Regions from separate parts of the Homo sapiens genome. Here region 1 is linked to region 2. A link is an interaction called in ENCODE POLR2A ChIA-PET data of the cell type or tissue named here. Cell type or tissue: A673. All regions are shown on one strand. Each heading gives the region's core, and the rest is flanking DNA. Links, peaks and the distances in the headings are about the cores only.

What was found. Peaks named below come from ENCODE experiments on the same cell type or tissue, not always from the same donor. Only the 100,000 strongest peaks of a DNase experiment are listed, where the experiment ranks them.
Region 1: POLR2A ChIA-PET joins it to region 2 with 10 read pairs; 2 of 35 experiments call an interaction of 5 or more read pairs at or near these places.

The regions. Positions count from the first base shown.
Region 1 is chr2:121,048,258-121,053,627 of GRCh38, reverse strand. LOC105373587 (a long non-coding RNA gene) reads right to left here and starts at 4,168. Exons shown (of 4, transcript XR_923267.2): 1 at 4,047-4,168; 2 at 1,547-1,625. In A673, for the core only: no CTCF peak of the experiment used is centred there; no DNase peak of the experiment used is centred there.
Region 2 is chr2:120,956,428-120,961,797 of GRCh38, reverse strand. All of the region lies in intron 5 of GLI2 (GLI family zinc finger 2), which reads right to left. Among named protein-coding and RNA genes, the nearest start is that of GLI2, 220 kb to the right of the region's middle. RefSeq lists an enhancer at 1,394-1,893. In A673, for the core only: a CTCF peak has its summit at 2,951 (motif pointing right); no DNase peak of the experiment used is centred there.

The DNA of each region.
Region 1 (5,370 bases), core at 215-5,214, 92 kb before region 2:
TTGGTCAACTATTCTGTAAAAAATACTGTAGTAGGCATTTAATTTTTTTAAAAATTTGTTGTTTTCTTTTGTATACCAAAAGAATAAATGTTATCTGTTGAATACAAAAAAATACATTAAATCATCTATCCAAGCCCCTGCACTAGTAACATTTGGATAAACATCTTTTAAGATAGACATGGCATATTATATATAGACAGGAAACGATAAAGAGGGAGAAAAGGGATTGCTATATAATAATTTTTTAGTCAAATTTCGAAGTGCCGGCTACCCTTTTACTAGATATTTTCTATTCATAGCTTCATGCATATCCACATTTTACGCATGAAGATACTGAGGCTGAGAAGCAAATTCATGCAGCTTCATACCCAAAGTCATGCAGCTAGGATAGTAGCAAAGTAGAAATTTAACAGAGATCTGTGGAACTCCAAAGTCTGTGTTCTTCCACTCCACTCAACTTACATCACCTTACATATATTTGACATCAGGTATTCAAACAAAATAAATCACGTGAAATGCATGCCACACCATTTACACACTAATGTAGCTTTTGGCAGGTTTTGCTTGCATCTATATGCACAAACCTGTGTACCTTTTGCCTGCAGTTTTAATCTGGAGTCTATGGGCCTCTCAGGACACAGACAGGCTTTGGTGGCCCATGAGCCCCCTGAAGAATTATTTAAAGTTTTCTGTGTAAGTCTGAATGGTAAGTTTTATAAGGGAGGATTTATAACTTCATGAGATTTTTACAGGGCCTGTGACCTCATCCTGGCCAGGAAACACTGACGTATTGTATGCAGGTGTTCATACCAGGTTCGAGGAGGCATAAACAAAGGCACTCGTCACCCAAGTGTGCAACTGTGTGCTGTGCCTGACATAGGCCTGTGAGCCCAGCCCCCAAGCTCTCACATCCGGTGGGACTGGCCTGGCTCAGCATATGGAAGTCCCAGAGTGAGTGATCAGGGAAAACCAATGCATTTGGAGCTGCTGCATGGGCCAGTGGGGACAGGGTGGGGGACATGGAAACGAGGAGGGGCTTGTCACAGGTGAGACACAGCTCTGAGAGAGGGGTCCCCCGGAGACTGAGCCACTGACCCAGGACCAATGCTCCCTGGGAAGAGGGAGGTTTTGCTTTTGGCTCTAGCTGGGCCTCAGAGGGCAGGACATGGAGACTGGACATCTGTGGACTTCAGCACTAGATCTGGTTCTAGCATGAACTACCCCAATCTTGGGCATCTCTTCAGTTCCCCACGCCTCAGTTTCCCCATATATAAAATTAGCTGCCTCGGTTAGAATCAAAGCATAACTAAAATATCATGCTCTTAGCTAAAGAGCCAGGCGCTGCGGCCAAGGTCCCAAATCAACAGTGCTGGCTGGCCACGATTGGTTAGTTTGTTCGTTGGTTTCGTAACCCAGAGGCACTGATAACGCCAGCCCAGTCATTCCCCAGAGGTTGAGAAAGGAGGCTGCAGGACGATGGGGGAAGGACATCTGAGAGGGGTGGGTATGCTGGCGGAGGCTGTGAACTTTTCAGATAGGGACATACCTGTTTCCTTCTCCACTGTAACCTCAGCTTCCAGAATCCTGCTTGGTGCAGTCGGTGCCTGTGTTAGTTCCTAGGGCTGCTGTAAGAAAGTGCCAACAACTAGGTGGCTTAAAACAATAGAAATGTACTCTATTACAGTTCTGGAAGCAAAAAGGTCTGAAATCAAGGTGGCTGCAGGGCCCCACTCCCTCTGAAACCTTTGGGGGAATCCTTCCTTGCCTCTTCCAGCTTCTGGTGTGGCCAGCAATCTTTGGCCTTCTTTGGCTCACAGTGGCATCACTCAATCTCTGCCTACATATTTGTCTGGCATTCTCCCTGTGTGCCTGTCTTTGCATGGCGATCTTCTTATAAGGACACCGGTCATACTGTATTAAGGGCCCACCTTAAGATTATGGCCGCATCTTAACTAATTATATCTGCAATGACCCTATTTCCAAATAAGGTCCCATTCTAAGGTATTGTTAGGTTAGGACTACAACATATCTTTTTTGAAGGAAGGACAACATTCAACCCATAACAGTGCTCAATAAATATTTAGTAAACAAGTGAGAGAGACAGATGGGCACAGGCTCTGTTCTTGGCAAGTCTTTGCTATGAGAAGATTGCCAAGGAGATAAAAATGAGCTTCTTGGGATATAATATCAAATAATTGCTACTCCTTGGGAAGAAGCCACAGTTTGCTGTGCTGGAATTATTGAATCACGAGTGGAGAGTAAGGTGCACGTGAATGAAGAGAAGCAATGCTATGCGCATATTAACCCGAGCGCTTGACTTTGAGGACAGGACAGCAGGATGTGGCTGAGTGGAGGTGGCAGGAGACGCTTGGGACCATGACACTCACAGTCTTATTGCTGTGGCGTTCTTAGTGCTGTTATTTTTGTCATTTTCCTAGCTTGATGAAAAAATTTCCTTTTTTCACTTCCACAGAACAAAACAGCTTGTGTTTTGTAATTTCATGTGGCTGATTTTGTGTACCTTTGACAGTTCAGCCACACTTTGGACATAACATTTCACCTTGTAACTCAATTTTTTTTTTAAGCCAGCCTTAATAAAAAGCTATTGTTTTAGTTAGCTGTGGCATTTGAAATTACCTGGGCTCCTTAAACCCTTTATTCTGGGGTTCAAGAATTCTGAACAGCTGGTGTATAAAGACCATCACATAAAATGAAGGCAGGTATCACTTGGTCCAGCTCTGTAGGACAGTGGTGATCGAGGTCGAAAACGTCTACTTCCAGGACAAGTCGCTTAGACCTTGGGGCAATTTATATTTTAGAGATGCCCAGACAGTAGCTCTGATTTAGGATTTACCTGCTCCAGCTGTTACTGACTCCTTGCTAGTCCAGGTTGAGTGTAGGGAACAGAAACCATGCCAGGTACTTTAAGCAGGAAGGGATTTAATACAGGCACTTAAAGATTTACAAAATCATCTGAAGAGGCTGATGGCTCAATTCCAGTCTGGGTCTCCAGGAATGACTACCAGAATACCAAGGAACAGGAAATTAACTCCAGGAACACGTTGTCATAGCTGTGACCCAGGGAATCGGGAAGATGGGATTAGGGAGCTGCCAGTGCCCGTGGGCCTAAATCCTCAGTCGTAGAGACAGCTGCCTTTTGACACAGAAAGCTGATGGCTGGCCATGGGGATGCTGAATCCAGCCACTGCTGCGACTGGAGCAGGAGGCTGGACACTGGTCTTTCCTGTTTGCCTTCTGTCTTCTAACGTCATGTAAGTGCTTCTCTTACAGAACTGATTTTGTAACCAGGACCCTGACTGCAAAGGGCTGTGGGAAATGTAGTTCAAGCTTTCAAATCTCTGTAGTAGGGGAAGGCACTCCAGAGAGGAAGGAATAAACGCCGAGGCTCATGGCTGTGTCCTGCTGACGACCCTTTCTTTGTTATGGGCCAGAAATAGCCATTCCCTAGACAGAGAGGAGGCATAAAATACATGACGTGCTCCAAGGAGAGAGAATGCAAGGATTACAGCCTCCTCACACCCACGTGGAACTCCACATAGGAGCTCCTTTCTCTAAGCTGGGCAGGGCTGTAAGGGCATTCAAAGGATGGAAGAATGCCTTAGAGCACAGCTGTCTGATGGAACTTTCTGCAATGATGGAAATGTTCATGTCAGTGTCATCCAATACAGTTGTCACTAGCCCTATGTGGCTGCTAAGCACTGGACATATGGCTAGTATGACCGGGTAACCGAATGTTTACTTTTCATTAATTTAAATTTAAATTTACTTAGTCTCATCCTAGTCTCATGGGGTAGTAGCTAGCACACTGGACAGTGCACTCTGAGGGGTGTCCAGAAAGGTGAGGCCAGGCACCCTGACTCCCCAGCTGTGCTCGAGGCTGGATCTGGTAGGGCCTGGAGAGAAAGCAGCAGAGACCGGCAGAGCCACCTGAAGAGGGAGCAGGACTCCTAAGGCAGGGGTGTCAGGGGCTTCTCTGAAGTGGCTGGTGTGTTAGAACTAAAAGAGATGCAGGGGCAAGGGCTCACCCTAGGAGACCAAGCAGAAGTCAAATCCTCAGTCTGAAGAAGATACTGGGGTCCAGGAGCCTGGAATGCCAGGAGGAGAAATCAGGGAAGAGTGAGGTTGGAGCATAGCAGGAGCAGAGTCTGGGGGACCCACAGTCAAACCTGTATGACATCAGCAATGGGAGGGGACAAAAGATTCACATTAGGCCACACCCTGGTGGCCTGCAGATGTGACAGGTGAACTCTTTAATTAGTCACTAAGAGTGCCAGTTTCCTACTGCTGCTGTCACAAATGACCACAAACTTGGCAGCTTAACCAGCACAATTGGATTCTCTTACTGCTCTGTAGGTGAGAAGCCAACAAGGATCTCACTTGGCTGAGCGCAAGGCGTCTGCAGGGCTGTGTTCCCTCTGGAGGCTCTGCAAGAGAATCCATTCTCTGGCCTTCTCCACATCCCACTGGTGGTCTGCATTCCTCGCCTGTGGTCTCTGTGTGCGTCCTTAAAGCCCATCACTGTGACCTCCGCCCCGTCGTCACATCTTCTCTTACCCTGCCTGCTACCTCCCCCGTGGTTGGACCGCATGATGCACTGATGCGTGGTAATTTAGAATAATCTCCCATCTCAAACTCCTTAATTAAAAATATATTTCTTTCTTTCTTCCTTTCTTTCTTTCTTTCTTTCTTTCTTTCTTTCTTTCTTTCTTTCTCTTTCTTTCTTTCTCTTTCTTTCTCTTTCCCTTTCTTTCTCTCTCCTTTTCTTTCTCTCTCCCTTCCTTCCCTCCCTCTCTTTCTTTCTTTTCTTTCTTTTCTTTTTCTTTCTTTCCTTCCTTCCTTCCTTCCTCTCTTTCTTTTTCTTTTCTTTTCTTTCTTTCTGTTTTTTGAGACAGGGTCTCACTCTGTTGCCCAGGCTGGAGTGCAGTGGCGCCATCACAGCTCACTGCAGCTTCAACCTCTTGGGCTTGAGCCATCCTCCTGCCTCAGCCTCCCCAGCGGCTGGGCCCACAGGCGCATAGCACCATGCATGGTGAATTTTTTTTTTATTTTTATTTTTTGGCAGCAACAAGGTCTCACTGTGTTGCCCAGGTTGGTCTCGAACTCCTAGCCTCAAGCAATCCTCCTACCTTGGCTTCCCAAAGTGCTGGGATTACAGGTGTCAGCCTCCGTGCCCAGCCAAAATCCTTAATTAAGTCACATCTGAAAAGTTCCTTTTGACATGTAAGGTAACATTCATAGGTCCTGGGGATTAGGCCCCAGGACATGGTCATCCTTCGGGGGCTATTATCCAGCCAGCCACTCCCCATTCTCCATCCCATGCTACCCCTGGCATTTCTCTTCCTCCCCTGC
Region 2 (5,370 bases), core at 67-5,066:
TCGGGTACCCTGAATCCTCACTGGCTAAGATGTGTTCCCTGCATAGCCCAACTCCCTCACCCAGATATTTTCTGGCTTGCCGAGGAGATGCTCTAAGGAAATCTGACCTGAGGACCTTAATGCCCCCCACACCTAGCCATCCACAGCCCTCTCACCCCTCTGATGGGGGAGTAGCAAGCGCCTGGGCCGTGGAGCAGCGAGGCTCAGAGTTGCCAGGACCACGGCCTAGCTAAGTGATGAACACAGAGAAACAGGCTGTGCTGCAGGCTCCTGTGAAGCGGCTTCGTGAAGCTGGTGTGGCGGGACAGTCTGTGTGGCTTTACCAGATGGCCCATAGACACCGCTTAGCCCGTGCCTGTACACAGCAGCTCCACCATCTCACGCAGGGACCTGCAATGTGGCTTCCTTTGCCTCGGTTCCCCTTCCTGTCTCGGAAAGGGATCCCTGTCTGACTTGGGCCTCTGGCAGCCCCTCTACCAGCTCTTCCTGCCTCTCTGGGTTTGATCAATGTAATTGGTTTCTGAAAACCCCCCGGATCCACAGGCAGCATAAAGAACAGGCGTCAGAATGGAGGTGACATCCGAGCCAAATTAGTGTCAATATGACAATAAAATGCATGGCTTGGAGGCAGTATGAGCAGTAAACAGACAACATTTCAGTCGGAAACATCTCAATCTTCTCAATGTGGTGGAGGGGGAGGGGGTGGCTGTTCTGTCGTTAAATCACCAATATTCAACAGCATAACATGAGAAAATTCCATTTTAGGGCCCGGGTGACAACCAGTGAATTCTCCGCTCTCCAGGGAGCCGCTCAGCAGAATGATGACCTCGGTTCCCTGACTGGTTCTCTATCACCTTCCCACACAGCAGCGCTCCTGTCTTCCTGCTGTAAATCAGGACCCCTTTAAAAACAAGAGGAAATGGGCCTTCACCCACCACTGGGAGACCAGGGAGGGTGGGTTTTCATCAGAGCCTGGGAAATCCCTCTGTCCTGCCGGCACCCTGGCCTCAGTGCCCTGGGAGGAACGCAGGGCTTGGCTTTCCAATCCCACAAGAGCCCCGTAGAGGCCTCTCTAGCTTCTGGCCTTTCTTCCACCACTGCAGTGTGTTCCCAAATGTAGGGCCACACATGGCCCAGATGAGGTTACTTTAGGTTTGATGGAGACAGAGACAGGAACATCCTCTTCAGACAGGGATTAGGTTTTCCATTTCAGAAAAAATACAAAGTTCCATTTGAAGAACCATTTATTTAACCCCAAAAGGTGAGTCTGTTAAAAAATATTACTAAATACACAATTGTGCAGGTGGCACTCAGCTAAGGTAAAAACTGGGCTGGTGGTTTGCAAACCGGTGTACTGGGGACAAGGCCCTGCAGGATGAGGACCCACATGGAGTTCCCACCCACCTCTCCCTGCTCGCCCTCTTGCCTGGCAGAGCCCTCTCCATGCCTTGGCTGGACATTCAAAACCTCTGGAAAGTTCTCTCCCCTACAGTGCTCCCTCCTCTGGGACCATGAATGAAGGTGCTGAGAAAGGAGGCTGGGGTATGAGGGGCGTCAGGTCGGGACAGGCATTCTTGGTCCCGCCCAGGAACTCACACAGGGCTGCGCTGGAGCTCAGGCACCAGGAAGGCAGGGCTTGTGTGCTGCTCATGATGCGTTGCGTCCCTAGACCTAGAACCGAGCCTGGTAAATAGAAGGTGCCCAATAAACACCTGCCGAATCAACCAGCGTGTGTGCATGAGACACAACGACAGAGAAAGGCAGAGAGAGAAGGCCTGTTCTCCTTGGCTGTCCATGAGCTCTCCAGGCCCCCTGCGCCTGCACAGAGCTCACATGCTCAAGATGATGTGTATGGGGGCTTCCTGGTGTGAACACACATTCCTCAGAGAGAGCCAGGCCCCTTCCACAGGTCTCCTGAGCTGCACTGCTGGCGCCAGGGATGGCCCACACAATTTTCTCAGTGAGGATTTGAGCAAAAAGAAACCTAGTGGAAACGCTCATTCACATTCTCTGCTGTGTGGTCTGGAGCTTTCCGGGAGGGACTGGCACAGACCCATGGAGCAGGCACCCACCGAAAACACCTCCCCAGCTCCCATGGTTCACGGGAGGGGAGGGGCCGGGGGACACCCCACAGACAGGTCCAGCCCGAGCCGCCTGGCTGAGAGCCCAGGTGTTGTGTTCAGCGTCTCTTAGAGACATACGTGAGTAACCGTCCACACAGGCCTCGGAGCTAAGTGGAAGTGCGGAAAGCATTTTTAAAAGGTGAAGCGAAGGTTCTGGTTCTAGTTGAAACTGGTTTTGGAAAAAATGTATTAAGTAGCAATAAAAATAGGAGATAATCCTGGACTACTCTGATTTTCTTGGATTGTAACTGACTGGGAACAAAGGGAAAGAAGGCATCTGCTCCTGAAATCCATGGATAAGAAAAATGCTCCCACCCCCACCCCATACTGGAGCTGGAGAAACTGATATCCCTCCTCAGGTGGACTCTGGAATCTGGTGATGCTTCCCCGTTACCTCCATGTCCTGAAGCCAGATGTGTTCCCAAGGCGGAGGTGGAGAAGGCACAGCGGGTGGGGTGTGATGAGTTAACCAGCAGCTGCTGGAGGGCTGGGAGCTCTCGCGCCCACTGCTGAGCTCACCTCTGCACTCCTCTGCTGCTTCCCAGAGATGCTCAGCCCCCGGGGCTGCCAAATGCTGAGTGCCCGGAAGGCAAAGTTGCTCCCCAGCCCCTTCCAGTCCCCTGTGAGCCAACAGCTACATTCCTCGAGTGCTTCTTTCCTTAGCTGGAGCGCATCTTTCCATTCCAGGGTCTTTTCTAAGTGCCATTCACTCATTCACTCACTCACCCAACAAACACAGAGGACCTGCTCCTTGCCAGATGTGCTCCCAGACCTGACAGGGCGGGCCATCGGCCATACGTAAGGAGAAGTCCCAGCCAGTTCCAGTTGGGGGCGCCTTGGGTCCCGCTAGTGCAGTGGAGCTAGTTGGTGGCTTGAAAGGCCTGGGGCTGGATTCTTGTGGGGTCTCAGGAGAAGGCCTAGCGCACCGTGCACAGGACTCTGTGCAGGAATGAGCTCAGGGAGGTATCTGGGGACCTGCATGTGGGGCAGTGCATGGCAAGACCAGTGTGCAGTGGAGAGAGATGAGCTGGAGAGGAAGGCCTCTGGACGGGGGTTCTAAAGTCTGGATTTTATCCTGAGGGGGCTAGAAGTGGCAGGGGCTGAGCGCAGGATGGCGGAGAGGATAAAGATGGGGATGCTGGATGAGCAGCAGCCATGGAGCAGTGCTACGAGGGCGATATGTCACTGTCTGGCCCGGGAGGGGTGACACGCCACTCTTGGAGGCCTGAGGGACAGGATGGGATGGATGGGAGATGGCAAGGAAAAGGTCTGGGAGAACCTGGGGCCTGGGCTTAGGCAGCAGGTGGACAGAGCTGCCTACAATGAAGATACAGAATCCTGCAAGAGTGAGTGGATTTAAAGAGGGAAAGATATACTGGTGGAAAGAGACCTGCACCAGCATTATTCCAGCACCTGCTAGATGCCAGGCACTGGGCCAGGCTCACATGTGCCATCTCAGTCAATGTGTTTAATCCACACAGCTCGCAGGGCTTGGGATTGCCACTCCACACCCCTTCAGTCCTGTCACCACCTCTGAGCCCAGCTACCACAGGGAGGACACCGTGCAGCCAGGCCTGACCCAGGCCTGCCCTGGAGCTCGCTGTACTACTTCTCCCCTCTGGCTCCGGCCCAGCTGCTCTGGGCTGAGCTCAAGTCCACCTGGCCCGGCTGGCCCTCCCTTGGGCCAGGGCTCATGGTTGGTCAGGTGCATGTGCTGCTGAAAACTGCAGCCCAGGGAAGGGCAGATGGTGCTGGTAACAAACAGAGCAAGGCCTGGGTCAAGCCGCTAGATGCTGGGAGCCCATTTGCTCATCTTAAAGTAAGGAGCATATTTCTAGCCTCAGAAGGTGGCTAAGGGAATTACATGGAAGAATGTGTTTAAAAGCACAGAACAGAGGCAGTCTGCATTCCAATTCACTGTCTCTCACGTGTGCACGTACACACACGTGCACACACAGACGCTCATGCTGAAAATCACTGGATGACTCCCGGCTGCCTGGCTTAGCCTTTCCTGCCCTGTGGGGACACCTGCCTCATCTCACCTCTCTTGGCCGTGGTTTCTCTGCCTCGTCCACTTTCCTATTGGCCTGGTGCCACCCTCAGGCCCTTGGAAGAAGGGTCCTGCTTGCAGGAAGCTGACATTCGGGTGTGGCAATTTGCACATGATCCTTCATGCACTCGGTTGCTGCTGTTTGGTTTCTAATATTGGCAAGGAGCGTGTCTAGCACACAACTTTCTCTCAGTATCTCTGACACCTCACTGTGGCTTGTGGGAGCACCGTGTAGGGCTGCTGAGAGGAGAGGGGAACAGAGCACATGGATGTGTGTGTACTCAGAGGGACGTCAATGTCCTACAGAGCTGACAGGTGTTGTTGAACATCTGGATGGTGTGCTTAATTCTGGACTAAACACCATGCTGGGAAAGGCAAGGAAGAACGGGACAGACACAGGGACCAAATTCTGGTGGCATCACTGAGGCATGTTATGGCCTCCCACCAGGGCCTGGCGAGGACCATATCCATGAGGGGCCAGCCTCGGAGGTTGGCCGCCCTCTTCTCAGCAAAACTTTTCCTGGGAAGCAGGAGATGTTCAAGATAGCTGAGGAGCAATGTGAGGTGGTTGCTGTAAGTATGAGGTGGGCCAGGCAAAGAGTGAAGGAGCAGCCAGAGGAGGGAGCTGTCCCAGTGACTGAGGGGGGCAGGGGAAAGGGAAGGAGGAGGCTTCCAGAGAGACTTCCTGGAGGAGGCGAGATGTCAGCCAGGCCTTAGAGAAGTGAAGGGCTCCCCTGGAACAGAGCCCTGGGGGCGGGTCGGGGTGAGCAAGGCAGCAGCCCACCCTGAGTCTCATGGCCCCGCCTGGTCCCACATGATTTCCCACCAGCCCACCCCAACCTGCTACAGGCTGCACGGCCCTGCAGGCACCAGGGCTGCCCCTGCAGGACGGTCTCCCTGCAGGCTCCTGTCTCCCTGCCGTGGGCTATCAGGGAGTGAAAACGCCACCCCAGGCAGGGCTCCGGGAGGCTGGCTCTGCAGGAGGTGCCTGCCTGTTCCCTGTGGTGGCTTCCAGCTTTACTGGCTGCCCTGCCTCCCTGTGTGCCGCTGGCCAGGGCTCCAGGACCTGCAGGCGGAGTGGCGCTGACTGGGGGATGGGAGGGGGTGCTGAGCCTTCCACTCCCTCCACTATTCCTTGAGACGGGCTCCTTGCTGACCGCAGGCTCATGGTCAGAGGGTCACAGGTGTCCCTGTGAA